Regions from separate parts of the Homo sapiens genome. Here region 2 is linked to region 1. Evidence: read pairs that join two places in POLR2A ChIA-PET (ENCODE). Cell type or tissue: PC-9. All regions are shown on one strand. Links, peaks and the distances in the headings refer to the core of each region. The heading gives the core; the rest is flanking DNA.

What was found. ChIA-PET counts read pairs that join two places held together with the same protein. Peaks named below come from ENCODE experiments on the same cell type or tissue, not always from the same donor. Only the 100,000 strongest peaks of a DNase experiment are listed, where the experiment ranks them.
Region 2: POLR2A ChIA-PET joins it to region 1 with 6 read pairs; 1 of 35 experiments calls an interaction of 5 or more read pairs at or near these places.

The regions. Positions count from the first base shown.
Region 1 is chr2:234,661,580-234,676,842 of GRCh38, reverse strand. No RefSeq gene overlaps it. Among named protein-coding and RNA genes, the nearest start is that of LINC01173, 13 kb to the left of the region's middle. RefSeq lists an enhancer at 14,941-15,263. In PC-9, for the core only: a CTCF peak has its summit at 7,054 (motif pointing left); a DNase peak (open chromatin) is centred at 6,612.
Region 2 is chr2:235,034,834-235,050,096 of GRCh38, reverse strand. SH3BP4 (SH3 domain binding protein 4) reads right to left here. Exons shown (of 6, transcript NM_014521.3): 3 at 14,977-15,226; 4 at 6,850-9,209. The coding sequence starts at 15,094. Among named protein-coding and RNA genes, the nearest start is that of SH3BP4, 90 kb to the right of the region's middle. RefSeq lists an enhancer at 6,133-6,634. In PC-9, for the core only: no CTCF peak of the experiment used is centred there; DNase peaks (open chromatin) are centred at 4,526 and 5,566; H3K4me3 peaks cover 398 bases; H3K27ac peaks cover 2,500 bases.

The sequences.
Region 1 (15,263 bases), core at 5,071-7,570:
AGATTTTCCACCATTCTCAGCCCTGACTGGTCGAATCAGGTTCTTTGTTTCAGATTCAAAGTTATTTCTGTGTAAAACAAAGAGGCTGAGTTAGATGATCCCCAAGTTCCTTTTTTCCGCTCTAAAATGCTAACGTGAGGTATGGGAATGCAGAATAACTGCTATGCCTAGCTCCCAGCATTCCCAGGGAGGAGCAGAAGTGCCTACTCAACATTCAGATTCCTAGGCCCCTGCCCAGACCAACTGGATTAGAATCTTGGGAGGTACAGTCTGGGAATTTATATTTATAGCAAGCTCCCCTAGGTGTTTCAGACATACAGATTTAGAAGCAACTGGATGGCATTTGTTTAGAGCAGCATGTTTCTGCTTGCAAGAATAAGCAGTCCATTTAGAACAGCAAGAGAACACCTGCTTATGCTGCTGGTTAAACAGGCTCTGTCTTTTCTTTAGGAGACAGGTGTGTGGTGTTTGGCTCAGGAAGAAAACATAGCAAACAGCTATGGAAACAATGATCTCTTACTCAAGCAAATGTTTGCCTTCCCTTCCCCCCCACTTTTATCCCAACTTCAACCTCGGTGGTGAGCAAATACAAGTTTAGACGGTGCAAAGGCACTAAAATGATGGCAATAGAAAAAGCAGTGGCCCCTCTTTGTTTTGACAACTCCATCCTTTTTGCCAATCTCCCTGAAGGAGATTGAACTTCTCTGTTATTTAGTCTTATTTTATTTGGGGACTGGAAGATGGTCTTCCTAGTCATTTACCTAGCTTTTTACCCATGAGTACACACATCAAAACTTTATCAGGAAAGTAATAGGTGTCATTTGTCCCTGTTTTGAGGACTGATAGAGGCTGGGTGATCATCCTACCATAAGATATTGAAGGAAGACAATCTCTGCTTCATTTTCCTGAAACCATTTCCAGCTGCAGTCCTGCTGGCTTTTACCTGCTTAGATTAATGAATGCAATCTCAGGTTGCTGGCACTCTTTTTTGTAGAGGAAATATAAATAATGTGAGGGTTCGCCTACAACCTGGCCCTGTGATGAAACAATAAGTGGTCAGTGCTGGGAGGCTGTGCAAAGAAAGCATTGTACTGCTTTCTTCTTTAAAATTGTCCCAACATCCACTAACTCATTCAGGAGGACTCTGGTGTTCACAGTAGATCACCCTGAGACCTCAGGGTGGGTCATATTCTATCCTATAACTCAGGTGTTATTCTGAGGTCATTGTTTTGAGACAGGAATAATATAGGTTGGTCACAAGAGAATAAAACATTTCAGGCAGGAGTTTCACATGACTACAGCCCATGGGCTGATAAGACCCTGAAAAACCAGGGTGTGGACCAAGCTGGATGAGAATGACTGGAACCAACATGGCACTGGATTTGACCTAGGTTTCTCCTAGGACCTCATTATGTGCTCATTAACATACTAACCACACACCCACCAGCACCATGATGGTTCTGAGAACACCCATATTTGATGTAAAAAATGGATGGCACCACAGTTCCAAGAAATCTTCACCTTTTTCCAAGAACTCTTCACCTTTTTCCAAGAACTTTCATGAATATTCCACCCCTTGATTAAAGAAATCCATAAAGGTAGCAGCCCCAAACTCCATCTACTTAACTCTGAAGTACACCCACACCTCCCTTTTTAGAGTTTGTACTTTTCCCTTTGTGATAAATCTCCATACTTGCACTATTTTCTGACTCATACTTGAATTCCTTCTCGTGAGGATGTCAAGAGCCTGGGCACCGGCTGGGGTCAAGGTCTCACCGGTGTTCAGGGATCTCCCCCAGCCCACTGGTATCTGTATCTCCCAGGGAACAACTGAGCAATGATTCTCAGTGTATCTTCCCTGATGTGTGGGGGCATGAATGCTGCCTTGTGTGGTGTGACTGTTTGACTGGCTTCCTAGCCATGTTTAGCTGTTGGTTTTGCTTTGTTTTGTTTTATTTTATGTTTGTCCTCATGAGGAATGCTAAGAATGATGAGTGAACAGAAAGCAATTTAGTATCTAGATTAGAAGAGCTCAATGACATGAAAAGCTCCTATAAAGCTTCTCAAAAGGAGTCTTACGGTTTTTTTTTTTTTTTTTTTTTTTTGAATGTGAGCTTGGAATATATTTTGGCTTTGTCTTTTTGTCTTAATGAAATCCTCTCTTCCATATTGCTTTTTATGACAAAATCTTAGAGCTTCCAAAAGGCGATGCCTGGTACAGCTTTAGAGCAGTCTTCCCAGGACAGCTCTCCCCTCCTCCTGCTTAGAGAGTTGACAGTGAGATGGGCTCAGCATTTTTCCACTCTGGGCTTGGACAGAGCATTGTCCTCTGAGATAAGGGATCTAGATTGGTATTTGTGGGGACAGAGATGAGATTATGAGATAATATTGGGCCAGTGGACCCAGAAAGACCCAAACTTCAACCTTACTTTGTCTTTCCTCCCCTTAAGGTCTCCAAGAGAGGTACATGCCCAGAGAACAATTTCAGGGGAACATCACTGTTGAAGCTCCAGCCCCATGCACTAAGTTCCAGTGTAGTCTCTGCAGCTCAGAAGGGTTGGAGCACATGATGAACCAATTTTGATCCTAAAGATGAAGTCATAGAGGCAATTTCACCCTGAGGCCAACACAAAGTTGGTCCTGGGTGTCTGTCTCAGGACACTCAAAGGCCAGGAAAGTTCTCATATGAACCTCTAACCTCAGCTACATGAGGAGAAGACAGAGGGAGCTTAGAACAGCCCAGTAGAGAGAGAGTCTGGGAATCCAGCCAATCTACTCAAAGGAAAGCCTCTTAAGGAGAGAGACTCCATACTCTCTGCTTGACCTTTAACTTACTGACCTTGGGGCTATGATCTGGCAGATGGGTTTGTTCATTTCACCTACCTCTCCATGTGCCAACTGTGTAGTGGGGGTAGGGTGCTGACAGAGAGAAGAGGGGAGAGAGAGGCTCAAGCCAACCATCCCTTCCTCCTGGTTCTTTCTCTCTGAGAGGCCAGTGGACTTCATACCTGGGGGCTGGATCAAGCAGGACGGTTGCTTTCCCTGCAGTGCTTATGTGCAGAGCTGAATAATGTTTCAGGAGAGATCTATCCACTCCTTCATGGGGCAGTGTCTCCAGTCCTTACCAACACACCTCACATCCATAAGGGATCAGTGAATGCCTCTTGATGGTTCTGAAGAAAGCTTTCAAGCTGGCCATGCCTGCCAGTATGACTGCCTGATGAACATCTATGCAGGAGGAGGAAAAGAGTCCCCTCTGTTCCAGTACCCTCACAGTATCTCACAGACCTTCCAGGGAGAGTCACACAGGGTAACCCTCAGCACATGGCAGCACAAGTTATGTGGTACAATTCTGCTCAGTAAAAAGGATGCAGACTTGCTACTATTCTATAAAACCTATCCCATTATCCCCCGTAAAAAGTCATCAAATAGTTGTAAATGCATTTCACTCTGTAACCTCCGTGTTTCTTATGACATCACTGGAACTGGCATATTTCCTTGAGAGCCTCAAAAGCTAAGTTATTTCAATACCAAATCTTTCCCACATCTCACTTCCCTGAAGATCCAAAGATCCAGAATACACAAGAAAATCACAGCACTGGCTCCAAGTCCACAAAGTTCAACCCCAAGTCACAACATTTCCATTTTATTACTTATTAGAATGCATCTAAACAGCATAAATCCTGGGACAGGAGGATGGCTGTTTCCTTATGAGCTGGTTCCAGACCTGGGGACCACTGTTGAGCTCTCTCCTAAAATGTCTTACCCTTTAGCACACGGTCAGCAAACTTTTCCTCCGAAGGGTCAGATAGTAAACGTTTAGGCTCTGCTGGCCATAGGGTTTCTGTCATGGCTACTCAACTCTGCCATTGTAGGAAGGCAGCTGGGTGTGGCTGTGTGCCAATAAAATTTCATTTACAAAAACAAGCAGTCAACCAGATTCAGCTGTGGTTTTCCAGTCTCTGCTTTAGCACATAAAGGTCAGGCCTAAGGGCTGAGACCCTCTTGTGTGGTCAGCCCAGACCCCATACCCTTCCCTAGGGGTGGCTCTCCCCTTGTGAATAAGGCGTTTGTGCTTGGCCTTGATTGTCTGGGCCAGGGATGTCCTGTCCCAAGCCTGGCCACGTGAGTTTTTTTCTCCAGGAATGTTTTGAAATGCACATGGAAAAGAGCCCATTGCTCTTCGGTGGTGGAAGCCAGGACGTATGAGTCCCAGGGCCTGCTGAGGACACTCACCTTGCGGAGAGGGAAGGGAGCTGATACTCAGAGCACAATGGAGATTGGAGGGGAAGCAGAGCTCCTATGGTCAGGCTCTTGCCTAGTTACAGGTGTTCCTGATGCCCATCTTTATCTCATTATATGAGAAAACTCAATTTCCTTTTCATGAGCACCCCCTTTTGCTCCAACTAGTATGACCTGAAATTTCTGTTTGTTGTAACCAAAGGGATCTTCATGGATCCTCCAGGTCATATCCTATAGGACCCAAATATAATATTTCCAATAATTAAAACCAGTGATTCTCTGAGGCTCCTAGTTACATGTCTGGTGATCAGTCTTGCTTCTTTATAAATACCTAGTTCCTAAAAAAATCAGCTGGGTGCGCACTGCATTGATGACAAGAACACAATTCTCATTTCAGAGATGGTAGAGCATCCGTCGACACCAATTTCAAATGGTGAATGCAGCAGCCATTGTTTTTTTCTGCTCCAAACCAAAACCCTACCTAGTGACAATCTCTCAGGTTCAAGGGTTTCAGAGCTCAAAGACCCAACTGGGGTTAGGGGAGCCCATCGCCCACTTCACTTTCCTCGCTGCAGTCCTGACTGCTGACTTTCAGGGCACTGGGCCATGCACATCAGATGGGCAGGCTGGGCTTAGGCAGGGCAGGAGTGAAAGGCTGTTCAGTTTCCCAAAGTCTTCAGCCCTCAAGTTTTTTGATAAGAATGATGTCACCAGTCTTCCACAGAGCTTCACTGTTTGTGCTGGGAGGCAGAGGTAGAGCCTGATAGGCAGTGAGCCCATACCGGGCACCAGGCCTCTGCATCTTTCTCATGTGGGTTTGGTTATCAGTGCTCTGCAAGGGGCAGGGAGGAAACTGATGCTTCAGGATTTGCACTTAACCTTCAAGATACCATCAGAAGCACCAGCCTCTGCCAAGTTTTCACCTGAGGTTTCTCAGGTCCCCAGACAAGGGACATAGAGGGAAGGACATGCAACCTGAAAGGCCAAGCTGATGTGAGCTCGTGGAGTTAGGGCAGAGACAATACAGGGGTGTGGATTCTGAATGCAGGCTTCATCATGTCAAACCCATGCTTTCAACATCTTAGTGGTGGAATCTCCTTTTAAAGAGAATCTTATAAGAAAATTCAGGATGTAGCAGTCTGTGGCAGAGAGTCTGGAGCTGAGCTGGGGGTGACTGGGCCCTGCCTGCCGGGGACTCCTCTCCCAGTGGCGGGTCTGTTGGGGGCTTGGCAGGGTCAAGTCTGACCATAAAATATATGATGTTAATAAACAACAAGTAATTGTTACCCACTTTGCATAATGCACACTAGAAGCAAGACTTGTTTAACCTTCAAGAAGTGGCTGAAGGTGACCTGAAGGAGGCCTTAACTTGAAAGGCTCCTAATTGGAAAGCACACTGAGTTGGATAGGATTCCCACTGCCTCCCCCAACCCCCGCACTCCCCACATCTGCTTGCCATTCTTCAGAGCTAGGATCCCATGGCAACCTTCCCCCCTCACCTTTGCAAAATTAGTCCTAATCCATCTGCTCACTACCGGGGAGGTCCTGCTGCTTATCCTGCCTTCATCTCAGAGCTGAGTGCTGGCTTTGCAGCTTGCGACAAAGAGCGAGGGAATCAGTTCCCTGCAAAGACCAAACACAAGATGTCAAAAAGGGAGACCCCAGGGGGACGCAGCTGAGCCCAGCCTGGCAGCAGCCCACTCCATGTAGCAAAGAGGTGACCACGCCATTGCAGTGACACCTACTGAAGCCTTCCTGTGACTGAGCACCGTGGATTAGGAAGGCTTTCATATAGATTCATGTACTTATTCTTCCGAGAGATTCCCCTCTGGGCTTCTGGTTTGCTAAGCCCAGGGGTAGCCGTGTGTCTCATTTAAGCAGCATCATGTAAAGCCTAGGTCTGGCAATGGTAAAACAAGGTCACGTTTCTGTTCATGCTTCTATGTTGAGGATTACATATTGCAGTGAGTTGTCTTAATGGCAGAGCAGGGTACATTGAGATATTGACAGTCATGTGAGGACTCATGTTTTGTATAAGAAATATGTAGAATTTTGTTTTCTATAATGTATTTATATCTGTTTAATAATAAAAATGATGTCTATGTAAAGCATGAGCAAAAAATCGATGCTCTAGGGAAGGGTGGCACCTCCTATGTGAGTGTGGAGCCTGGACCCTTTCTACTGCCTGACTTAAAAAGCAAGGCAATATTTTACCTGGAATCCTTCTAGGCCCTAAGGAGCTGGAGTCTGAGTTGAGGGTGTTTTGCTGCTTGTTGGAACCACACTTTCAGCGACCGAGGGAAAGTCCCTGGATTCCACTTAAGGCAATCGTGTGCATTCAATACATAGTGGGGAGGGTGATTAAGAAAAAGATGAGTAAGACAAAAGCAATTTCCTTCAAGGATTTTATCATCTTACAAGGGAGTTAAGACATAGCCCAACTCATGGCAAAGAAGAGGTATTTTTTACTTTGCAAAATAGCACAGATTCAAAGGGAAGTATAATGGTGAAGTTCCAACATAGGTGCTGGGGACTTTTCAGAAGGGCCTGATATGAGGCTTACCCTTAGGTCCCCATAGGAAAGGGCAGCTTGACTACAGGTGCCAGAAAGAGGTAGGGTCCCATATGGAATGCACTGGAGGCCCAGTGGTGCCCATAGAGACACACACATTCATCTTCTTGGAAGCATATACACCCAAGAGGTTGAGGGTCCTGCTGTCTCCCGGAATCAGGCCAGCACCTCCTATAGTCAATTTGGAGTCACTGCCCCCTGTTGGTTGTTCTGCCTGGCAGATTCCTGATGTTAGCTCCTGTTTTCCTGGTTTGCCTCTTGGTGGCTTCCATTGGGATATTGCCTCTGCGCCTCTTGGACTGGGTCCAAGGTGTGCTCCCAGGTTTTCTGGTACACCATGTCCCCCAGTTTGGGTCTTGCTAGTCCATGCTCAGCAGTATCCCTGGAATGGCTATAATTTTTATGTAGGGAGAGGGTGGAAGCTGTGGTTGCTCTTCCTGGGTATGAATTGGCGCCCCACTTTTAGGGACAGAGGAAGCTCTTGGGAGGTCCACCAGTAGTGACACAGCACTGGCTGTTTAGGTTCATGGAAGATAATGGGGGCTATGTGGGAACGAATGAGGGGGAAGACAGTGAATAGATTAATTCATAGCCTTCCTATGTTTTTCTTGCTGCAGAGCCGGTTAACCTTTCTACAATCTCATGGGCCAACTTTGGCTTAAGTATCGAAGCAAGGCAGCCCCTGTTCTCACAGCCTCAGCTTACAGAAGCAGAGAAGGAAAAATAAAATCTAATAGGAAAAATAACATTGATCTGGTAGTAATTTGAATTGTAATTTACCATCATCGCATTTCCCCTTACTTTGAAGTGATTTTCCATGAATTTTTGTGTGTAGATGGAATTCTGTGTTCATTGTGTTCAATTTCCTTCCTTATTACAAAGTCTGTGGCTACTTGTGGAAAACTCAGGAAGAGTAATTTTGGCTTGAAGTTCTCTCCTTTTGCAAACATTTTCTAAAATGATGTGTTTTGCATACATATGATCTGGATGATTTTGGTAGCTTCTCTGCCCCTCCAAAAACCAGTTCAGTTTTGCTCATACTCCAGATTGCACGGTCTGAAGTTCACTTCCTGCCCAATGATATCTGTAAATTCTTAATCTTGCTTTCCCTTTCTTCCCATCACCCTGGGCCAAATACTAGATTTTTCTACTAGGCAGAAGCCCATTCCCCAGCAGCATGTTTGGAACTTGAATTTCTTTGGTGGAGGGACCTTGCATCGGAATTTCTTCATTTCCTTGCTTGACATGAAAGGTTTTTTGTTTTTTGTTTCCGTTTTCGTTTTTTTTTTTTTTTTTTTTTTTTGAGATGGCGTCTCGCTCTGTCAGCCAGGCTGGAGTACAGTGGTGTGATCTCGGTTCACTGCAACCTCCGCCTCCTGAATTCAAGCGATTCTCCTGCCTCAGCCTCCTGAGCAGCTGGGATTACAGGCGCACGCCACCATGACTGGCTAATTTTTGTATTTTTAGTAGAAACAAGGGTTCACCTCATTGGTCAGGCTGGTCTTGAACTCCTGACCTCGTGATCCGCCTGCCTCAGACTCCCAAAGTGCTGGGATTACAGGCGTGAACCACCGCGCCCAGCCGAAAGGCTCTTGTTAGCTGTGTATTCTGCTAAGGGGAAAGTTTCAACTTGTAACCCCGTGTGAAGATGGCGAATCCTTTTCTTTTTCAGAAGTCACTCCAATACCTGGTAGTCCAATGTCAGTAGGCATTTTTTCTGCCAGTGTTCAAGTATAAATGCTGGATAACGGAGAGATATTTAAAGATCTCCTAAAGATAAAACTAGCACCTGAGTCCTAGAAAGGAATTTGGAGTCAGCATTTCTATTGGTTCTTACAATACAGGTTTGAATTGAATCGTCTAAGGAAGTTTCCAAATTACATGTTTTAGGCCTCAACTCAAAAGCCGGTTTGGAGTAGGGCCTTGATAACTCAATTTTTCAAAACCTTTGTAGGTGACTTTTTTGCATGCTCTTAGTTCTGAATCACTGAAAGGTTAAACATTTCTCACTCTGCAGATGAAGAAATTGGATAGCTAAGAAATTAAATGACTTCGCTGATGTTTTTTTAATGGATATGGTGAATTGCTGATTGCTGGAGGCCCTATCAGGTGGTAAATACCATGAGGCAGGAACAGCCTATCCAGCTTCCAATCCTACTTCTAGCAATGTGTACCTCACTGCAGGTGTGCGGTAACCCAGAGTAGAGTGGAGGTCACACTGCCGGCCTGTGGCTGAACCTAGCTCAGAATCTTGGGAAGGGTGTGATCAAATGGAAAAGCATCTGTGTTCAGGGTTCCTCGCTTGAGGACCCAGGTGTGCCATTTCCCAGCTGTGTGAGCTTGAACAAGAAGCTTAAGTGTTTAGCCTCATATTCGTTGTTTGCAGCAACAGAGTTCTTGAGAGGATGAAATCACACAATCACCTTAAAATGAGTGGGGAAGTGCTAGATGCGTTATATAGACTTAATGAAAGCTATTTTCCTTTTTGTTATAATCCAGTGCTTTGTTAGCTAATATGTTTTGCCTATAAAATTTTTACATTCCCTTGCAATAAACATTTGAAGACTCTATTGAGATGTCATCAGGGCAAGGTGAATACTCTAGCCGACGTCTGGAATTTCTTATTACTTAGGATACAGACGATGCCTTTCAATTCATGAGCCAATTTCTCATCCTATCTAATTCTAGTTCCCTTCATTACTTCAAAAAATTTCCCCCTGAATTGCCAAAATGAGAACTTGACCCATTTATTTTTCCATTTGCTGTCTGAAGAGCACATTGCACTTCAATTTTCTCCAGCTTTATGGTTATGACATTTTTTCCTACCATCTTAATCACTATCAGCCTCTGCCGACATACAGTGAAACACTGGACAATTATAAATACCTGTGTATACAGATTGGAAAATGCTGATTTCAGCAACATCGGGGCTCATTTGCAAGATTTCTGATGACTTTTACCTCTCTCAGCAATTAAAATACAGCATTGCAAAATGGTACTATTGGATTCTGTCTAAGGTTTGTTGATCAAGGGACAACAATGGAAATGGTTTTGCTCCCTGGTGAAGCGGAGTATTCTCCTTTGGCCAAGACTTCTTTAGAATCCTGAGCTAAAGTAAAGAGGTGAGACCTGCTCAGCCTGCAGGATCACCAGTGGTTTTATTGACCCCACGGTGTCTTCCACAGCAGGAAAGTGGACTGTCCCACACCAAATACGACTTGGAGAAGGAGACCTATGCTCAGGATTTCATAAGTAAGCCATTGCCCATTTATCAAAATAACTTCTCCTATCTTCTCCTATTTCTGACCCCTTCTGTTCAGATAACAACCTAAATCCTATTATGAATAGACTAAAAGGAAGATTTGTTTATTGGTGTCTTCTTCCGGACAACCCATGATACAATTGGATATGAGATCCTAATGTGCCTAGGTTTTTCCTCCCGAATTTCAGTAGTATACATTGTCAGAACACCAAGAATTCTAAAAACAAGCTTTTTAGATTCTCCTTTTTGGGGGTTGGGGAGAATGGGCTACCATGAGAATAAATGTTGCTCATTCATTACCGTGGGACCCGTTTCTGAGATCCCGGGTACACATGGCAAGTGCACATTCATTCCACTGTCGCTTGGCTTCCTAATAAAGTGGGTGTGACGTGTTCAGGGCCCTATGACAGCTTTCCCTCATCTGTCACTCTGACACCAGCCTTCCATGGCTAGAATTCCTAAAATCAAGAACTAAATCTCTATACAACAATTAAATAATAACAGGATAAAATAAATGGTAAAGAGATAATTAAAGCAATGGAGGGAATGATGGGAAGCTACAATGAAAACAGACAAAACTTTAGGAAAAACAGAGGTGAATAGAAAAACGAAACCAAATGCAAAAGTAAAACAAATTCATGTTAAAGATGAGAAGGCTACAATCAAAGTGTCAAAACAGTAAGATAAACATCGTGAACTAATTGAGAAAACAAACCACTTCAAACAGATAGATAGAAACAAAATAAAATGCTAAGACCAGAAGCTTAAAGAGCAGACTGGGTAAAAATAAACAAACTGAAGTAAAACTTTATAAAATAAAAAGACAAAGAAAGAAATCAAAAGATAAAGAAATAGGCCAGACATGGTGGCTCACGCCTGAAATTCCAGCACTTTGGGAGGCCAAGGCAGAAAGATTGCTCAGGAGTTTGAGACCAGCCTGGCAACGTAGTGAGACCTTGTCTCTCCAAAAAATAATAATTAAAAAATTAGCCCACTACAGGTGGCAGTGCACACCTGTAGTCCCAGTTATTTGGGAAACTGAGGCAGGAGGAACACTTGAGCCCAGGAGATGGAGGCTGTAGTGAGCCATTTTTGTGCCACAGTGCTCCAGCCTAGGCAACAAAGTGAGACCCTGTCTTTCAAACAAAATAAAGAAAGAAAAAGAAGGAAAGGGAGAGAGAAAGAAAGAAAGGAAGGAAGAAAGAGAAAGGAAGAAGGAGAAAGGAAGGAAAGGAAGGGAGGGAAGGAAAAGAGGGAAGGAGGAAGGGAGGGATAGAGAAAGAAAGAGAAAGAGAGAGAAAGAAAAAAGAAAGAGAAAGAAAGAGGAAGGAAGGAAGGAGAGAAAAGAAGAAAAGAAAAGAAAAGAGGGAGGGAAACAAATCTCCAGCTTCCCATGGCCTTTGAATGCCTCCCTAGGCAGGCTGATGCTCAGCTCTGCGAAGAGCTTGGGGTTTTCCTTTGTGTTTGGGCATCAGCAAGATCAGCCACCCCAAAACAGAGGATAGACAGGGTTTGATTTTTTAAAAACCATATAGTTAAAAAGGAGTCAAATTTTGACTTAGTACTCAAACAGACAACCCCTTAAACCCTGAGAGTTAAAATTAAAAGTCCACGCTTAGTGGATAATATCAGAGATGTGCAAAGATATGCCCAGACCCATGGTATTAGCCAGTCTAGAGCCAAATCTGTCCATGAGAAAAAAGGGCATCCTGTGGGTGCTTAGGAAAATCAATCTGAGCAGTGTCACTCAGATGGGGACAAGTCCACTTACTGTGGTGGAAACATGGAGCAATTGTCCTTTTTCCTGTCATCACAACCATGCTTTCTCTCAGAAGCCTGCTAGCTGGAGAGCTTCCCAGCTGCAGCTCATCTTTCATCCAAAGCACTACCTACAGTGCTGTTTCCAGGACCAGAATCTTCTCTGACTCGGAATCCTCCAGCAGCCAAGTCCTGACACTGCTCATGGAGCTCCTTCCGCTGACTGTGGTGGGAAGAGCTGTGAACCCCTAATGATGTGGTCTTGGCCTGAGGGCTGTGTGGGTTGATCTTGGGTGGGGTTTGGTGTTGACCCTGCCCTGACTTCATGGAGAAGCACCCCTGCTTCTGCCCCTGTGCTCAGGGTGTGTCATGGTAGCCCCAGGCTCCAAGCCCTTCCCCAAAATGGGCTCCTCAGGACTTGGCTGAGTAGCTTTCTGTGGAACCCAGGACCCCTGCCCTTTTTTCACACCCCAGGCTTCCCCAGGAGATGCTATGAGAGTTCATGTGGGTCCACTTGGTGTTCTTTGAGAGACATGGATGTACAAAGGCCTTCAAACTCTTCTTGAGGCACATTCATTATCGGGAGAAATTCACCCCCAATATTTCACGTAGGTTCTTCTCTATTTTCCCTAAGTGCCAGCCAGTCTGAGAAATAAAGGGAAAGAGTACAAAAGAGAGAAATTTTAAAGCTGGGCATCCGGGGGAGACATCACATGTTGGCAGGTTCCGTGATGCCCCCTGAGCTGTAAAACCAGCAAGTTTTTACTAGTGATTTTCAAAAGGGAAAGGAGTGTATGAATATGGTGTGGGTCACAGAGATCACATGCTTCACAAAGTAATAAAATGTTACAAGGCAAATGGATGCAGGGCGAGATCACAGGACCACAGGACTGGGGCGAAATTAAAATTGCTAATGAAGTTTCAGGCATGCATTTTCAGTGATAATATCTTATCAGGAGACAAGGTTTGAGAGCAGACAACTGGTCTGACCAAAATTTATTAGGCGGGAATTTCCTTGTCCTAATAGGCCTGGGAATGCTACGGGAGACCAGGGCTTATTTCATCCCTACAGCTACGACTGTAAAAGACAGCCATCCCCAAAGCAGCCATTTTAGAGGCCTCCCCTTAGGGACGCATTCTCTTTCTCAGGGATGTTCCTTGCTGAGAAAAAGAATTCAGAGATATTTCTCCTATTTGCTTTTGAAAGAAGATAAATAAGGCTCTGTTCTGCCCAGCCCACAGGCAGCCAGACTTTAAGGTTATCTCCGTTGTTCCCTGAAAATTGCTGTTATCCTGTTCTTAAGGTGCCCAGATTTTGATATTGTTCAAACACACACGCTCTACAAACAATTTGTGCAGTTAACACAATCATCACAGGGTCCTGAGGTGACATACATCCTCCTCAGCTTATGAAGATGATGGGATTAAGAGATTAAAGTAAAGACAGGCATAGGAAATCACAAGAGTATTGATTGGGGAAGTGATAAATGTCCATGAAATCTTCACAATTTATGTTCAGAGATTGCAGTAAAGACAGGCATAAGAAATTATAAAATTTGGAGAACTAATAAATGTCCATGAAATCCTCACAATTTATGTTCTTCTGCCATGGCTTCAGCGGGTCCCTCCATTCGGGGTCCCTGACTTCCTGCAACAATTCATTAGAAACCGTCCACACCCTAATGGCATGGAAGTTTTTCATTTTCAGGAATCTTCAAAGGAGAGGCTGGCTTCGTTGTCTGTATTTATGCAGGTCATCAAACTTTGGGATCAAATGCCCAGACCTCTCTGCCCTCGTCATAGCTCCTCTCTGGTGGCTCTGAGGTGGTTTCATGAGCAAATGGCCAGGAGAAAAATTCCTGTCTCCCGACCTCAGGTACCACAGAGTTGACACAGAATTCTCCTGCCCTTCACCAGAGGAACTAGAGAGATGGTGATGGCTATGGATTCGTGAAGCCTTCCCTCATTGAAAGGTCTCCTTGCTCTCCATCTCTACTCTTTTTTAGACAGAAGTAGGAGATGGGTGGGAGGCAGTGGGTAGGAGGGAACAGGGAACTGCAGCACTGGTTCTGCTGAAATGACAGCAGCTTGGTAATGGCGGCTGCCATAGCATTTATTCTTGGGGATGGAAGGCAAGGTCACCCTGGGAAACAGGAGAGGCTTCTCTTGGCCCTTAGACCTCCAAGGCATAGAAGCAAATGTTGGCTGTGTCTCTTGAACTGTCCAGAAGAGGAGTTCTCTGACCCACTGAAGTGACCTGCAGATATCTGTAGCTGATGAATCCCTATAGAAGAGAAAATTGTATCAACTGTCATAGCTCAACAATATTAAGCTCTTAGTCCAGGGACTGGTAAACTACAGCTCATGGGTTAAATTCTATTTGCTGCTTATTTTTATAAATAAAGTTTTACTGAAACACAGCCATGTCATTCATTTATGTGGTGTAGAATGCTACTTATATGCTACAATGTCTTAGTTAAATAGTTGCAACAGAGATTGGCCTACAAAGCCTAAAATATTTACTGTCTGACTCTTTATAGGAAAGCTTATTGTCCCTTGCTCTAGATCATCCAATCTTGGAGTCTTTGTTAAGAGTCAAGGAAGTTTATTTGGGGAATTATTCCAGGAAGCAAAGGTGAGGAAGTGGAAAAATGAAACAGGAAGGAAGGAAAACCAGTAGAGAGTGGATGACTGTGTGGGCAGCTGGGAGTCAGTCCTTCTGGGGAGCTTTCAAGAGACCATATGGAAGTTGGGGCATAATGGCCCTACTATATGGAGAGGCTGGGGCATTTATCCCCCAACCTCTTCCCCACTGGTTGAGGCCACCTCTTCCCCTCGCCAACACTACACTCCTGGGTTGTGCCTGTGAAGAGGGGCTCAAGCTCCACAGGCAGAGAAGGGGGTGAGGGGCAGCCCCTAACTGTACAAATCATCCAGGTCAGAAGGTTGGCCTTCTTCTGGTAACTCTGGTGCCCCCACATGTGTGTCTCAAGTTCCACATGGTCCAATGTCTCCATGCTTTGCATGTTGAAGACCATAGATACGCAAGTCTTATGTGCACTCCTTTCCAGGGCCCCTCTGAACTTGCTATCTCACTCCCAGGTTCTCACACAAGCTGAGCCCCTTCTCAGGCAGGGACATTTGTGCATGCAGTTCCTCCTTACTCACAGTTTCCTTTTCTTTTTTCCCAGTCCTTCAATGGCCAAATTCTTCTTGCCAGTCTGTCCCTCTTCCAGGAGCATCCCCTCGGAGTATCTTACCTGAGGCAGCATCACCTTCCTGCTTCAGGGTCTCTGTCCCACCCCTGGGCAATTTCCTTTGTAGAGCTCAGTAGGAATAATCTCTTGCTCATTTGTTGAATAGATTGTAACTTGCCTTCTCTGGCTACAATGGAAGCTCCACAAAGCAGGGACCTAAAGATTCACATTC
Region 2 (15,263 bases), core at 3,101-5,600, 380 kb before region 1:
GCTGTGAGCCAGACACTCAGCTCCTCCGCTCCCCAGAGCCCCCCATGAAGCAGAGGCTGAGTTCAACCCACTTTACAGAAGAAGCTGAGAGAGGGGAAGTGGGTTTCACACCGAGAAATGCCAGAGCCAGAGCTGCCTCTGGGCACCCAACCCCAGGTCCTCCCTGCTGTGTGGGCCGCAAGGCATCTGTTCTACAGATAAGCACAGGAAGCCTGCAGACCCCAGGCTTGTCCCGGGTCCCACAGCTGGAAGTGACAGGCGTGGAGGCAAATATGCAAACTTCTCAGCACTCGGCCAGCGGCCTTCCCAATTCCATGAGCCCCACATGGAATTGGGAATTGAACCAAATGTAATACCGGTCTGGATTATGCTTCATATCAACTATTTATATATTTCAGAAGAAGGTCTGTTTCTATTTGAATTTGGATATATTCAAAACAAATTGTTTTAAAAAATTAAATGTTGACTAGATTTGTTTCAGAAGATAAAAGCATACACGTGTGTATTCACGTGTCAGGAGGGTGTGTAGTTAGCTGGTAGGCTGTCAGATCCTAATTTTCTTGCTGTGGTGGCAGCCTCGTCTGTGGTCCTGGGAAGGTGTGCTGGACCACCACAGGGTTTGACACGAAGTCACTCAATGTCCCCAACTCAGCTCTTTCGTGGCTACTCAGCACACACCAAGCTAATCTGGCTGTGTGCACAGCTGCCTGGCTCCAAAGTGGCCTCATTTTCTAGGTAACAGAACAGGTCAAAGTCACCTGCTTCTGACTCGAGTCATTCCTGGTGCGAGTGATCAAAACCGCTCTCTCCCCAGGGGAACTGGGCACAGGTCCCCAAGGTCCTGGGAAACACAGGTGTTCTCTGGCCCCTGGGAAGGAGAGCGCCTGGACTCCATCCAGGGGCAGCCAAGGTCCCATTTCCATGGATCCCAGATGAAAGGAGAGGTCGGCACTTCCAACACCAAGAATGAAGGCATCTCTCCCTCACTCACTTACACAACTTTTACTGAGCCCAGCCCTGGTTTAGTTTGTTACAAACCACCCACACCATCAACAAGGCATAACTGATGCATATTTTTAAAGGACAAATTTTGGGTGCCAACCAATTCTTAGCAATAGAAAAATTTCACAGCAGGAGGCTCTAGCTCTATGAACTTGATCCTTGCAGCTTCCTCTTTTTATGGGCACACAGGTACACCAGGAAACACTCGATGGACTGCTGCACTACCCTGGTTTCAACTGGAATTTTGTTACAGTGAGTACACCATGATTTCAGTCAGGGTGACTGAACTTTATAAAGGGACAGATAGTACTTTTGCCTTTGTGGGACACACGAAGCCTGAAAGCCACAGACGATGCAGATGGGAATGGGTGTGGCTGAGTTCCAACAAAACGCCATTGACAGGAATAGCGGGCCTGGCGGCCAGAGTCTGGGAACTTGCTTCAAGAGATATTCTTGTCCAGCCATGGTGGCTCACCCCTATAATACCAGCATTTTGGTAGGCTGAGGTGGGAGGATAGCTTGAGCTCAATGAGTTCCACACCGGCCTGGGCAACACAATCAAACCTTGTCTCTACTACAGACAAAAAAAAAAAAAAATTAGCTGGGTGTGGTGGCACCTGCTTGTAGTCCCAGCTACTTGGGAGGCTGAGGTGGGAGGACTGCTTGAGCCCAGGAGTTCGAGGCTGCAGTGAGCTGTGATCACACCACTGCACTCCCGCCTAGGAGACAGAGCGAGACCTTTTCTCAAAAAAGGGGCGGGGGAAAATACTCTTATAAAGTACAAAGAAATACAATTTAGGCTTTTTTGCTGCATGTTTATTCCATCCTGCTTCCTTCCCAACATGCCCCAAAACTCGAGGGGAAGCCTTCTGCACATGGCATCTGGACAATGGGCCCATCCTCCTTCCCTCTCCCACATTAACAGCCACAGGCTCTGGCTTTGGGGCTGCCTGGGAGGAATCCCTCAGGACCCCATCCAATGCACACTGTCCATCAACTCCTCCTCTTCTGGAGGTTAAAGTGGGTCTTCTCCCAATCCACAGAGAGTCCCTTCACACCACACCAGTCTTTCCCGCCCCAATGCGCCCCATGCACTTGCTAGCTTCCTTATTTCTGTTAGTTTTCAAGTCTCTTTGGGTTTATTCCGGCCCCCACTCCACTCCCAAAACAACCACCCTCCCTTGCTTTGCATCCCACAGCAACTCCTTCCCTTTCTCATAGAAACTTCTCTACAGAGCCCGACACGCCTATTTCCCTACCTCCCGCAACTTGACCAAAACGCCCCTGCTACAGCCATCACCGACGGCTCCAGGTCACCACACCCCACGGCTTCGTTCTTATGGTGGATCCAGGACCAGTTGTGACAGCTCACTCTGGCCCCTTAGGAAGTTCTCCCTGGGCCTGAGGCCACCGTGGGCTGCTTCTGCTCCCATGGCTGATGGCCACTGCCCACGGCTATCTCCAGCTGACTCCCCTTCCTTCCCCACCATAACAGAGACCATGTGCCGAGTGCTGACAGTATCCCGAGAATTGGGAATAGTCTCTTGCATCAAAAGGGCGCTGCTGAATGACTTTTCTGATTCTTAAAAAGCTGGGTTCCCTTTCAAAGGCCTCTACCACTGCCAGACGCTGCCCCTCCTCTTTGCCTGACGGGAGCCCACCGACCACGCAGTGTTTCTGGCCAGTCTACAGAGGATGCACAGCGAGGGTTTCATGTCCCCTGCTTCGCCTCTGACGCATCAGGGGGCTGAAAGAAAACCCTACCCTTGAATCATGCCACTGCCACCATTTTTTGTACATGGGACCCCTGAAGGAGCACAAGGCTTAAATGTGAATGTGCACATTTCTCCTTTCATAAATACTCATGACTCCCCCTACGGCTTATTGAATATGTATATTTGGCCACCAATATCCATAAATTCTTGTTGCCTTTGCCCCTCCCTTGAAGTGTCTGTTTTTGGCTTCTGGCAGGAGGCTCTGCTTCCCAACCTGTCAGAATAGCCACCCACAGGCTGCAACCCTTTATGAGGAATGAGGCTCTCCTTTCCAAATGAACAAACCTTGTCATTCTTCAGCTGACACCATCACGGACAGAGGCTCTGGTGGGAGAGAAGTGGCCAGGACAGAGGGGTGCTCTGAGTGCAGCCACAGCCATGCTGCTGGGAAGGGGCAGGCAGAGGTACGGGGATGCCTCACACACGGACTCTATCAAAAACAGGCACAAAAAGAATGGAAAGAGGAAATGGAACCACAGAACAGAAGCATGGTATGGCCACGTGAGAATGCCTCCCGCTTGGATTCTTAGCCCAGCCCAAGGCCTGCATTCATTCATTCATTCATTCATCATTCATTCATTCATCCATCATTCATTCATTCAATCACTTATCCATCTAGTACCTCAGTGATTCTTATGTGCCGGGGCCCTTCCTCTCATGGGACCTATGTTCAGTTAGAGTAATAATGAGAAACAAGTGCACAAGAACATAAACAAACTTGTTTCTTTTCTTCTCTTCCTTTATTTTCAAGACAGGGTTTCACTCTGTTGTCCAGGCTGGAGTGCAGTGCTGCGATCATAGCTCAGTGTAGCCTCGACCTCCTGGGCTCAAGTGATCCTCCCACCTCAGCCTCCCAAGTAGCTGGGACTACAGGTGCACACCAACACACCTGGCTGATTTAAAAAAAAAAAATTGGAGAGATGAAGCCTCACTATGTTGCTCAGGCTGGTCTTGAATTCCCGGGCTCAAGCGATTCTCCTGTCTCAGCCTCCCAAAGTGCTGGTATTACAGGTGTGAACCTCCATGCCTGGCCAAAACAAACCGCTTCTGATTCAAGAAACACCATGGAGACAGAGGATGATGGAGTGCGCGGGGCTGCAGAGAAGGACGTCCTGGAGAGACGGCATTTGAGCTGGCAGCTGAGGGAGATGAGGAGGTCTGGGAAAGGGAGCTCCAGGAAGAGGAACAGCATAGCATCTGCAGGAGCTGGAGGCCGGGCGAGCTGGGTGTGTTCAGGGCAGGGGTGCACAGAGCACAGTGGCCCCCAGGGTTGGGATGGGTAGGGCCAGATCTTACACGACTTTGTGGGGCAGGGGCAAAGGCTGACCCCGTTCTAAAGGCAGTGGAGAGAGGAACAACCCAGGTCTCATTTGACTCCTTTTTCCTTCCCATCTCCCTGCACACTGACTGTCTCAAACTCTCACATTTTCCCCATCATTTAAACACTGTTTCCAACCCAAGGCATCAGAACAAGGACACCGAAAGCTATGCTAAAAATGAGAGGCAGGGGGTGGCCTGGCTGTGACTCTCTGGGAGGGGCAGGTAAAGCGGTGGCAGAGGCCGCAGAAATCGTGGCAGCCCTGTGATGACAAGCGGAATAGAACAGCCAGTTTTCAGGGTCTCCTAATAAACGACCTGGGAGAAATCCGTCTGTGGTTTCTATAAGTTTGGCCAAGATGATGACTGACACAGGTGTGGGGGGCGGGTGGGGACACTGCAAAACCAGTTTCACTTTATCACCACAAAATCTAACCTTGCCTCAGGGAGCCGACCTGGCCAAGGGCAAGTTTCACTTCCTCCTTTCTGGGTAGCGGAAGGACTCGGGCACAGAGGACACACCCCTCCCTGGAGCGGACAGGGAGGCCCACCAAAAAATCCCCTCCCAGAGATGCTCACCAATCGAATTGAGAGAGTTTGATCATTTATGTCTTTTGGAAAAAGATAAAAAAGCAGGAAAATGAGTGTAAAAGCCACCTACTCGGCGGTTATTTTCCACAGCTGGTGTGGTACTCCTGGTTGTGTCATTTTTCCACCTCTGGTGCAACGTCGAGGTGAGTGTCCTGGGCTCAGCAATGCTGTCAGGTTCCACGACAGCATGCACAGCCACGGCTGTGGTCTCGGGGCCGCCCGCACAGAGGCTCTCACGGGATGGAGGCGCTTTGTCTGCCACTGTGCTGGGTGCACCCGTGAGGAGACCAGGCCACGGCCCGGCACCAGGTTCTGGAGAGCCAGGAGGTGTGCTCTGAATCACACATGGGTGATGGCTGATGGGAGGGACGCAGGCCATCCCCTCCCTGCAGGTGACCCCACATGGGGGCCCGGAGGCTTCCCTGCTGCGTTTGTTCGCTTCCTCCCCACCCAAGTGCAGTGATTTCCTGGTTGCCAAGGTGGCCCCCCTGACGGCCGCTTCCAGTTCCATCTCCCTCCCCTGGGCAATCTCGTGGCTCCATGCTTCTGGCACTGCACACGACTGCAGGCCACCCAGAGAGGGTCTCACCCGACTCCTGCCCCACTCCTGCCGGGCTGCGTCCCTTCTGTCTCCTGGCTCAACATGGGCAGCCGAGCCGGGTATGTGCCACATGTGACCCTTGCCTGCACACCTGTGTCTACAGGACACTCTGGGCTCTCCCAGACAAACAGGGCTCAATCCAGGGGAGCCGGGGAGGTGGCAGAAAGGCCGGGCACCAAGAAGCACGCCTCTCAGAAGCTAGGATGCAAGAAAGCCTGCGGGCTCAGAGGAACGAGGAAGAGCGGCACACGCCAAGGTCACAGGGTTTTCCCACAGGAATGAACACCAGCAATGCGCCCCTCTCCGGAGGATAGGGGTGGACTCCGTTCTATCACAGGGAGAAGTCCACAGGGACTCTCCACCACAAACACCCCTGGGGATGCCAGGACACGGATATGGCTAAGCCTAGCCAAGGTAACCGCCAGGACCCAGCTCTGCTGACGGTGGGGCTGCCTGCGGGGAGCAGTGCTAAGAAAGCGTTGAGCAAATGCTCCCCGGTTGGCTCGTGGGCCAGGGCGTAACCCACAGTCTGATGCTTACTTCCCCCTTTTATTTCTTTGGATTCCAGTTCACGGTTGTGCTGGCAAAACAAATGCTGTCCTCGCCCCAACTCAAACCAACACAGAGGGGGAAGTGGAAACAATACAGAGATGTTAGAAGCTTCAAGGAAGCAAAGGCAAGAAAAACTCACATTACAATGAACACAGGCTTTGGGGCAGCGGTTCGTGGGACTCTGGAGTCAGAGACCCTGTTGGGAATCTAACGAACCACATCTGCTCCCAAGAGATCTAAACTGAATGGCGAGAGCACAGGCCGCCTTCTGCCCCCACCCGCATCTGGTCCATTCTGGGACCCTCTTGGAGCTCACAGATTCGGTGGGAAAAGTAACTGGAATGCTCTTCTTTGCAGGGTCCTTGGGTTGTCTGGGGCCCCCCAGGATCCCCCGTAAACCCCATCTCCACTTCAAGCACACTTCAAGCCCCACACGTATATCCCAGGCAGCGGGACATCAGCCACAGACACTGTCCTGGTGACTTACAACACCACGGCCCACGCCCACGCATATTGGGAAGGCGAAAGGCTGTGCTGAGCCGCACCTATCTCAGGCAGCGGGACATCAGCCACAGACACTGTCCTGGTGACTTACAACACCACGGCCCACGCCCACGCATATTGGGAAGGCGAAAGGCTGTGCTGAGCCGCACCTATCTCAGGCAGCGGGACATCAGCCACAGACACTGTCCTGGTGACTTACAACACCACGGCCCACGCCCACGCATATTGGGAAGGCGAAAGGCTGTGCTGAGCCGCACCTATCTCAGGCAGCGGGACATCAGCCACAGACACTGTCCTGGTGACTTACAACACCACGGCCCACGCCCACGCATATTGGGAAGGCGAAAGGCTGTGCTGAGCCGCACCTATCTCAGGCAGCGGGACATCAGCCACAGACACTGTCCTGGTGACTTACGACACCACGGCCCACGCCCATGTGCACTGGGAAGGCGGAAAGGCTTTGCTGAGCAGCACCCCTGAACGCCCAGGCACCTGCTGAGCACTCACCATCACAAGCTCCTTCTGGAAGGACTTCCGTTCTTTGTTCTCAGTGTTGTTACAGTCCTCCTTCAGCTTTTCTAGGACGGACGCCACCCGCTCGGGCTCACTATCCAGCTCTGCCCGGCAGAAAAAGGTGAGCGGCAGGTTCACGTAGCCCAGGGCGTCAGCGAAGGAGCGCCAGCTGCTGATGTTCTCCATGAGCAGGGTCCTCACGGAGGCATAGATGTACGTGAGGAATTTGCAGGGCCGCAGGATCTGCTCCAGCAGCACCGAGGTGCTCAGCTCGGGGCCCGAGCACAGGCTGGGCCGGGCCCTGCCGACCACCAGCACGTTCTTGGTGTGCACGAGGCCCACCCTGCCCTGGTAGTAGCCGATGTACCACTCCTTGGTCCACAGCTGGCCCCGGAGCCTGACCCGCTCCTCGCTGAGCAGGGCGATCCCGTCGCCCTTCTTGTACTCCAGCAGGTAGTGGTTCTTGTTCTGCCGCACCACAGTCTTGAGCAACTTACCAAACTTGAGGCTGGACACCGGGCGGTCCTGGAAAGTCGGGTACTTTGTAGTGGTGGCAAACGGGGACAGGATGATTTTCCCGACTTCGTTCTTCTTGAGAAACCTCCTTTGCCCGGAAGGCTTGATGGCACTTTTAGGGGGTGGCTGAGGAGTCTGGACACAAAACTGGGTGAGGATGGCCTCCTGGTCGTCCTTCACCTGAACCCGCAGCGTGAAGTCAGAGAGCTCGTTGGGGTTCTGGGAGGTGATGGGGAAGATCAGGCGGCTCACCTTGCCCAGCTTCAGCTGGAATCCTCGCACCACTTTGGCCTGCTCGCTGGCTTTGACCTCGTAATTCGTCATATTGGAAAACATACAGACCTTGAGATCCTGGGGCCTGGACAAAACGAACTGGTGCTTCCCCCACAGCTGCAGGGCCACCGGGGCAGGGTTGGGTGCCTGGCGTGTGACCTCGCTGACCAGGAGCGTCTTTGGGGCACAGTCATGCCCAAAAATGGTCACTACCGTCTTGAAGGATGGGTGGATGTGTTTAGGGCCGTAGAGACCCACTGTGACTTTTTTATTGATGAAGTCCCACACGGTGGAAGGGTAGAGGATGCTTGGGCCATGGGCCACGACAGCCACGTACATACAGGGCTCCAGGTTGTGCAGCTGTGCCTGGACCGTGTCCCCACAGCTGCAGTTGAGCGGGACGGAGACATATGGCCCTTCCTTCGAGTCGCTCCTCAGGCACTGGAGGCCCACTGTGCTTTTGCTAAAAAGGTCATTTTTTATCTCGGCTGACACTTTCATCTCCAAGATGATAGAGGTTTTCACCTCCAGGTTGCTCAGCTTGACCTCCAGCACAGGGCTGATGCTGCAGGACCTGTCACTGTTGAGCTCCAGCGGGGGGTCCAGCAGGGCTTTCATGGAGATCTGCTGGGTCTCCCCAGGGGCGACGTGGCCCTCGGGCACGTGGATGCTGATGCTGGTGTCAGGAAGCTGGACAGCACCCCCGGAGCTATCCAGCTTGCACACGATGTTTGTCTCCACGGCTTGGGTCTGGCCCCAACCAGGGCTTTGGCCAAGCAAGTCCAGGTCGTGGCAAGACCGGGCCAGCTTCCTGTGGTTTAGCCAGGCAGTTCGAAAATCCTCCCGGCTCTGAAATTGCTCGGGGGCAGGTGATTTCAAGCCGGTGAAGAAACTCGACGATGTGGGAGCATCGGACTTGGCTTGGAGGACGGAGAGTTCCGAGAGACTGTAGGAGCGCTTGCTTCTGAAGAAGGGGTTGTCCCGCCTGACCGGCGGCTCTGCGTGGAGTCCGTTTGTGACTGGAAGCTCATCGAAGATGTTGCCAGTGCTATTCGTGGTGGCTGAGCTGGATTCGGTGAAGGAGGATGTACCTGCGTCAAAAAGGAGCAAATCCACAGTACTTTTGGGATTCAGCTCATCCAGGCTGGGCATGACGGGCACGTTCCCATTCAGAAATGGATTGGTCTGGACCCCATTCCAGAAAGGGTTATTACTGTACATTCTGCCTGGTACTTTTTTGTCATCTGTCCATCCCCCGAGCAGCTCCAGCTCCTTGGCTACCTCGTCTGGGCTGTCTGGAAGATTATCAATCATACCGCTGTCACTCAGTGTTGAGTTCCGGTAGTTCAAGGGCTGCACATAGGAGGAGGGGATGTAGCCCATTTCGGTGGTGTTGTGTGCGTACCACCACTCACCGCCAGATGTGTCCAAGACGTAGAGATGGTCGCCCTTGGAGAACTTCAGTGTGGTGAAGTTGGTGGGGCAATAGTCCTTGATCGCAATCACTTCCTTTGCATTTCCGAAAGGTGTGGGGTTGTCTACGAGCAAGGCACTGGGAGAAGGCACTGTGCAAAACACAAAGAAAACAGATGGTGAGGGCAAGGCCGGCGGGGTGTCCGGAGAGCTTCCCAAAGGAGAGAGGACGGTGGTAAACAGACAGGTGCACAATAACCCAGGCAAGTCACCAACAGAAACAAACCAAAGTGAAATTCAGTAGGTAATTTACCTGGCCAACGAACTGGTTCCTGCTACTTGGTCACCTTCAAAATCGACAGCCTATGTCCGGCAGAAAGACCACAGAGGAGCCTCTCCATCACTCACAGAAAGGCAAATCAGTGCAATGGAATATTTAACATGCCCTACGCCCTAAACATCTCATTTTGGGCAACGTTAAAATTCTTCTTAAAAGAACTGCTACTAGATACAAAGAGAAACTGAATGTGATTAACTTAGAAAACACGGTGACACGGTGAGTTAGGTGACCACTGCATGTGATCAGGGACTGGAAATGAACAGATTCCAAAAACTCCCGCAATGACATGTATGAGCTGATTCCAAGCTCTGCCTCTGGATGGAAAGCTTCCCTCAACCTGCTTCTTAAATTTCCAAACTCAACCTGTTCCTCACCAAACTGTTTCCTCAGATAAAGTAAGAATTCTGAAGTCAGTTCCTTCCAACCTCTTTTATTCTTATTTTACTTATTTATTTATTTATTTATGAGACAGTGTCTCACTCCGCCACCCAGGCTGGCATGTATTGACATGATCTCAGCTCACTGCAACCTCAGCCGCTCAGATTCAAGTGATTCTCCTGCCTCAGCCTCCAAAGTAGCTGAGATTACAGGTGTGTGCCACCATGCCTGGCTAATTTTTGTATTTTTAGTAGAAATGGGGTTTCATCATGTTGACCAGGCTGGTCTCAAACTCCTGACCTCAAGTGATCCTCCCGCCTCAGCCTCCCAAAATGATGGGATTACTGGTGTGAGCCACTGCGCCTGGCCCAACCTCTTTTAAATTATCATTCAAAATCACAACATGAAAACAGACTGTCTACATACCTTGAAAATGAGAGATTATGCCTAGTCATAGCTCATACTATCATTGAACAAGTGTTGAAGCAGTCTGAAAAATTCCAACCCTTCAAAAAGTGAATCAAGTTAATTCATGGCTCCTGCCATTGAACTCTGTATGTTACCAATGTAGACGGCAAATGAAACAGCAAAAATAAGTCAGCCAAACAAGTGGTGTGTTTTGAAAAATAATGGATATGATTAAATGAGAAGATATATTCAGAAGATGAAGAACACTCTTTCTGAAGAAAATAAGCACATATACTTCTCCCCAGGACTCCCCTCCCCCACCTCCCAAACTGCCTCACTTACGGAGTCTGCTGACATTCTGGCTTCCCGTAATAAACAATTGAAAGAAAGAAAGGAAACGTTTCTTTCTTTCTTTCTTTCTTTTTTTTTTTTAAGTTGCCAAAGCAAATGACCAAAGAAAGGAATCCGTTTTTAGTTAAACTAAACCTACATCTTTTCTAATGTGATGAAGTCCACAGTCATCGTATTCTATCAAATTGCCCCCCCGACCCCAGAAAATCACCTGCCAGTTTCCTTTTCCTTTGAAAGGAAATAATCACACTTCCTTGGGAAAGTGTTAGGAAATCAGGTAGACAGTTTCTATTCATTTACATTAACTGGGTTACAGAGATGCGCTTAGCTGGGAGCATCCCTGGGCCTTGAAGCCCCACCTACCTCCTCCTGTGAAATTACAGCAGGCCCGTCTATCTGGGTGTCTCAGAGAACCCGGCTCTGGGATCACTAAACCCAGACTCGAGTGGAGCCCTTAGAAACTGTGTGATCTCCAGAGCCTAAGACTCCACTCATGGTGGACAAAAAGTGTATTTCCTCAATGAGCTTTGGAGAGGACAAAATGCAAAGACGTAGATAAGGCACTTGTCATAATATTGCTTGACCCAACTTGAGGACACACAGGATGTTATGTGAAATAGACATCTCCTGGCCCCAATGTTATCTTTTTCCATAGCTCTTACCACCAACCACTACATCATGTACCTGATGAGGTTCAGAACATGCTACCCCAAAATATAGCACCACACATATTTTAAGCTGGAGGAATTTGAGAAACCGCAGGTGCAGGCAGGACTCCCTGCCTGCCCCCTGAAGCAGGTCATAGACCCTCAAGTGGGAGGGGCCCTCCCTATATGTGGGGGACAGAGCATCCTATCTCCAAGGACACAGGGAATCTGCAATGCCCAGGCCTTGCTGTCCTCCAGCTCATGACACTTGCTTATGCTTTTTCTTGTCCCATCTCATTTTTCCAGGACTCTCCACACCTCATCAAATCCCTCAGGTTTAATTACTTCTTTAAGTCTTCATTTCCTTATGAAGAAATTATATATCTGTAATATACATATAACATATATTAAGTAAGTTTGCATGCTTTTCTCTTATTAATGTCTTTTGTTATAGGGGCCCAAGCCAAGAACTAAGAATTTTTCCTTCTCTACATACCTCATATATATATATATATATATATATATATATATATATATATGTATATATATTATATATATATATATAAAATATATATACTATATATAATATATATATAATATATAATATATATATATAATATATATATTATATATAATATATATTATATATAATATATATTATATATAATATATATATAAAATACATATATCCTTTATATATATATTATATATATGTGTATATATATATGAAATATGTGTATGTGTGTGTGTATGTGTGTTTCTTTTGCAGGAGGAGCCTCCATCTCCCCATTAGGGTATCAGCACCATTAGAGCCTGTTTTGTTTGCTGTTGTATCCCTGGGCCTCGTACAAGGCCTGGCGCGTAGCGGGGACTCAATGAGTATTTGTGGAATGAATGATCATCGTGCATGCGTAAACGACACAGAGAAGCCATAATCTATGCTATTGGATCCTGGTGTTGGTGAAAGCAGTGTCTGAATTCCCCCTGGCTGTGCCCTTGTGCTCTAAAAAAATCATAAAACCAACAAATTATTTAATATGAGATGGGAGTGAACCAAAACCTGTGAAAGAAAATGGCTTTCATGGAGAGGTGGGAAGAATTGATGTGGGTCAGGCTGAGGCCAGAGGATACAGAAGCTCTTCTCTCTCATTTCTGTTTTGCTAGTCATGATCTCCAGGAATATAAACCATTTTATCTCCTTGACACAATCTACTGGAAATGTCACATAAAGATGAAAACTAAATGAAAATTAAATAGAGCTTGCCGGCCATCAAAATCTTGCTAGAATCCCTCAAAGGTTATGTCCTTATTATGCTCCCTCAGAATAATTCCCTTACAGTAGTTTCAAAATTAAGAAACCAAAGCAATCAAGAATGCTTTGTGCATAGCCTAGAATGTATCAATGAGAATTATCATTCAGTTTTATCCAACTGAAGAATAAGAATGGTTTTACTTAAAATTCCCAGCACTCTCCTTGGAAGAGAAATGGTCACAGATCTCACTCAAGGGATCAGGCTTAGCCAAGGGAAATCACCCCACTCTTCCTTTCCAGAACCCTAGGGAGGTGGACTGTTGTGTGATTCCCCCTTCTAGATGAGGCCCTCCATCAGTCAACTGCCACCAAGCAGCTGGGGACACTGGGGAAGGGCTTCCATCCCATCAAATGCCAGAGAATCCCTAACGAATTCTATCTTAATGAATTCTGAGGAGTGTTACCCAGATTCACAGCCACCTTGATTTTAATACAAAAATCTCCCTGGGTGTTAGGAAGTTCAATGTACTGAATAATACATTTCCTATCCGTCTGCCTACGTTCTTCTGCAGGCAAAACATTCATCAGAGTAGAAGGTTTCATGGCAGATACTTTGGCTGAAATAAATTCCCACCTTGAAGTCTGTCTATCACTGGGATGTGCGTGAAGCTTCTGGCTAGCAAACTGCCTGGGTCACATGTGGCGCCTCGGAGGTAGATTCCCCAGAATCTCTGGGCAAGGCCAGAGATCCCATGGTTCTGTCCACCTCAGATTCTCAAAACACCCTCCCCTTCATGTTTGAGGCTGTCCTCCTCCTCACGTTCAAGGCTGTCTTGTTTGTCTTCCTCCTCTAAATTAGGGATTCTTTTAGGGATAACAGCCAATATTTCCTCCAGAGCACTGTCATTATTATTATTATTATTTTTTATATAGAGTCTCAGAGTGCAGTGGTGTGATCTCGGCTCACTGCAACCTCTGCCTCCTGGGTTCAAGTGATTCTCCTGCCTCAGCCTCCTGAGTAGCTGGGATTACAGGCACGCTCCACCATGCCTGGCTAATTTTTTGTATTTTTAGTAGAGACGGGGTTTCACCATGTTGGCCAGGCTGGTCTCGAACTCCTGACCTCGTGATCCGCCTGCCTCGGCCTCCTAAAGTGCTGGGATTACAGGCGTGAGCCACCGCGCCCAGCCCACTGACATTTTTAAAAATTCACCTCACTTTAAGACTCTGCCCTCCTCACTTTAACACTCTGCCCAAATCACACAATTTATGCTCACAAGTTCCAGCTTTGACTCTGATGAGTTGGGCTATAAAGTAAAAAACAAAATGTCCATTAACAGAATCTGAAAAATAAATGCTTCAGTTATTTATGGCAACACCCAATCACTGTTGCTCTCTTACAAATAAAATCTCACACGGGCTAGACGTTTCTTTTAAAGAACATTTACAGCAATGCCCAGGGATGCCAGCATCAATCAGAGGCAGGGAGAAGATGTTTGGGATAAAGGGGAAGGAGAAGCTACTCAATTAGACAGACATAAACACAGTGCATATAATTTTTGTACATCAGGGTAGAGGATTACAACTTTATCTGGGGGATAGCAGTTTAGTTCAAGAAACATTTACTTAGCACTGACTTTAGGCTGGGGCCGAGGATACAAATGGTCAAAGTCAAGTTCCTACTTTTCAGCTGTGCTCCAGGCAAGACAGTTTCAACAGCTAAGAGAAAGCCAAGGGATGATGATATTGATGATGATGGTGCTGTCACCGCAACTGCCAAGCCCCAAAGGAGCATGTGAGAGAGACTGAACGTGGCCTAGGTTAGGGCAGATGTGCAGGAAGAAAATGACCTGCTAGTATTCACCTTGGTGTCCAAAAGATAGGTTTTCTCATGAACTCAATTTTACGAGGCCACTGGAGAAACCCAGAGACCCAGGGTTATTAAACTTTAGAACCACCTTCTAGATCAGGGGTTGGTAAAGCACGGCCCTGGGGCCAAATGGGGCTGTCTGCAAAAAAAAAGTTGTCTTGGAAACACGACTCTGGCTATTTAATGACTTAACTTCATGGATGCTTTCATGCAACGAGGCAGCAATGAATAGTTGTGACAGAGATGGTATACGGCCTGCAAAGCTTCAAATATTTCCCATCAGACTGTTTGGAGAAAAGGTTTGCTGACCTCTCCCCGAAGCTACCTTTTTTCTTCTCTAGTGGTTCTCAATATTTCATCTACTTGCCACACTCTCTGTTCCCCTGGGTTTCTGTACCACCAAGCTCCCTACCACACTGTCACCGAATTTTATCAAGTAAAAAGAAACATACCCTGTATTAAGAAGGGGTTTCACTAATAAGGGGGAACCAAAAAATAAGACAAGTGACTATGATTCCAGGGCTAAATCTATTACCATGATGAAGTTTAAAGAACTAAACTTTAACTATCTGAATGCTAAACTGGCAATCTTTAAAGCAGAAAAGTTCTTGGATCCCAACTTGAAAATCCCAACGTTCTCCCTTAGCCACAGTCCTGTTCCCCAGAAGCTCACCTTTGATGTCATTAAAGCTCGTCTCTGAAAACCCTTCGCTCAGGTCAATCAGGGTCCCCTCTGACTTGCAGCGAGGGAGGCCATTGGAGTTGGCCGCTCGGATCCGCTGAGCCGCCATCTCGAAACTCGCTTCCCGGGTAAAGCCGCTAAGGCTTCATATTTCTTCCTCCAGTTATCCCAGCAGATGCTGAAGCTTCTGCCTCAAGCAAACACGCTGCGCGGCGGCATCCACTCGGCAATATGTTTCTTCCTGAAAGTAGAGGAGGAACAAAAAAGTCCCTTAAGCA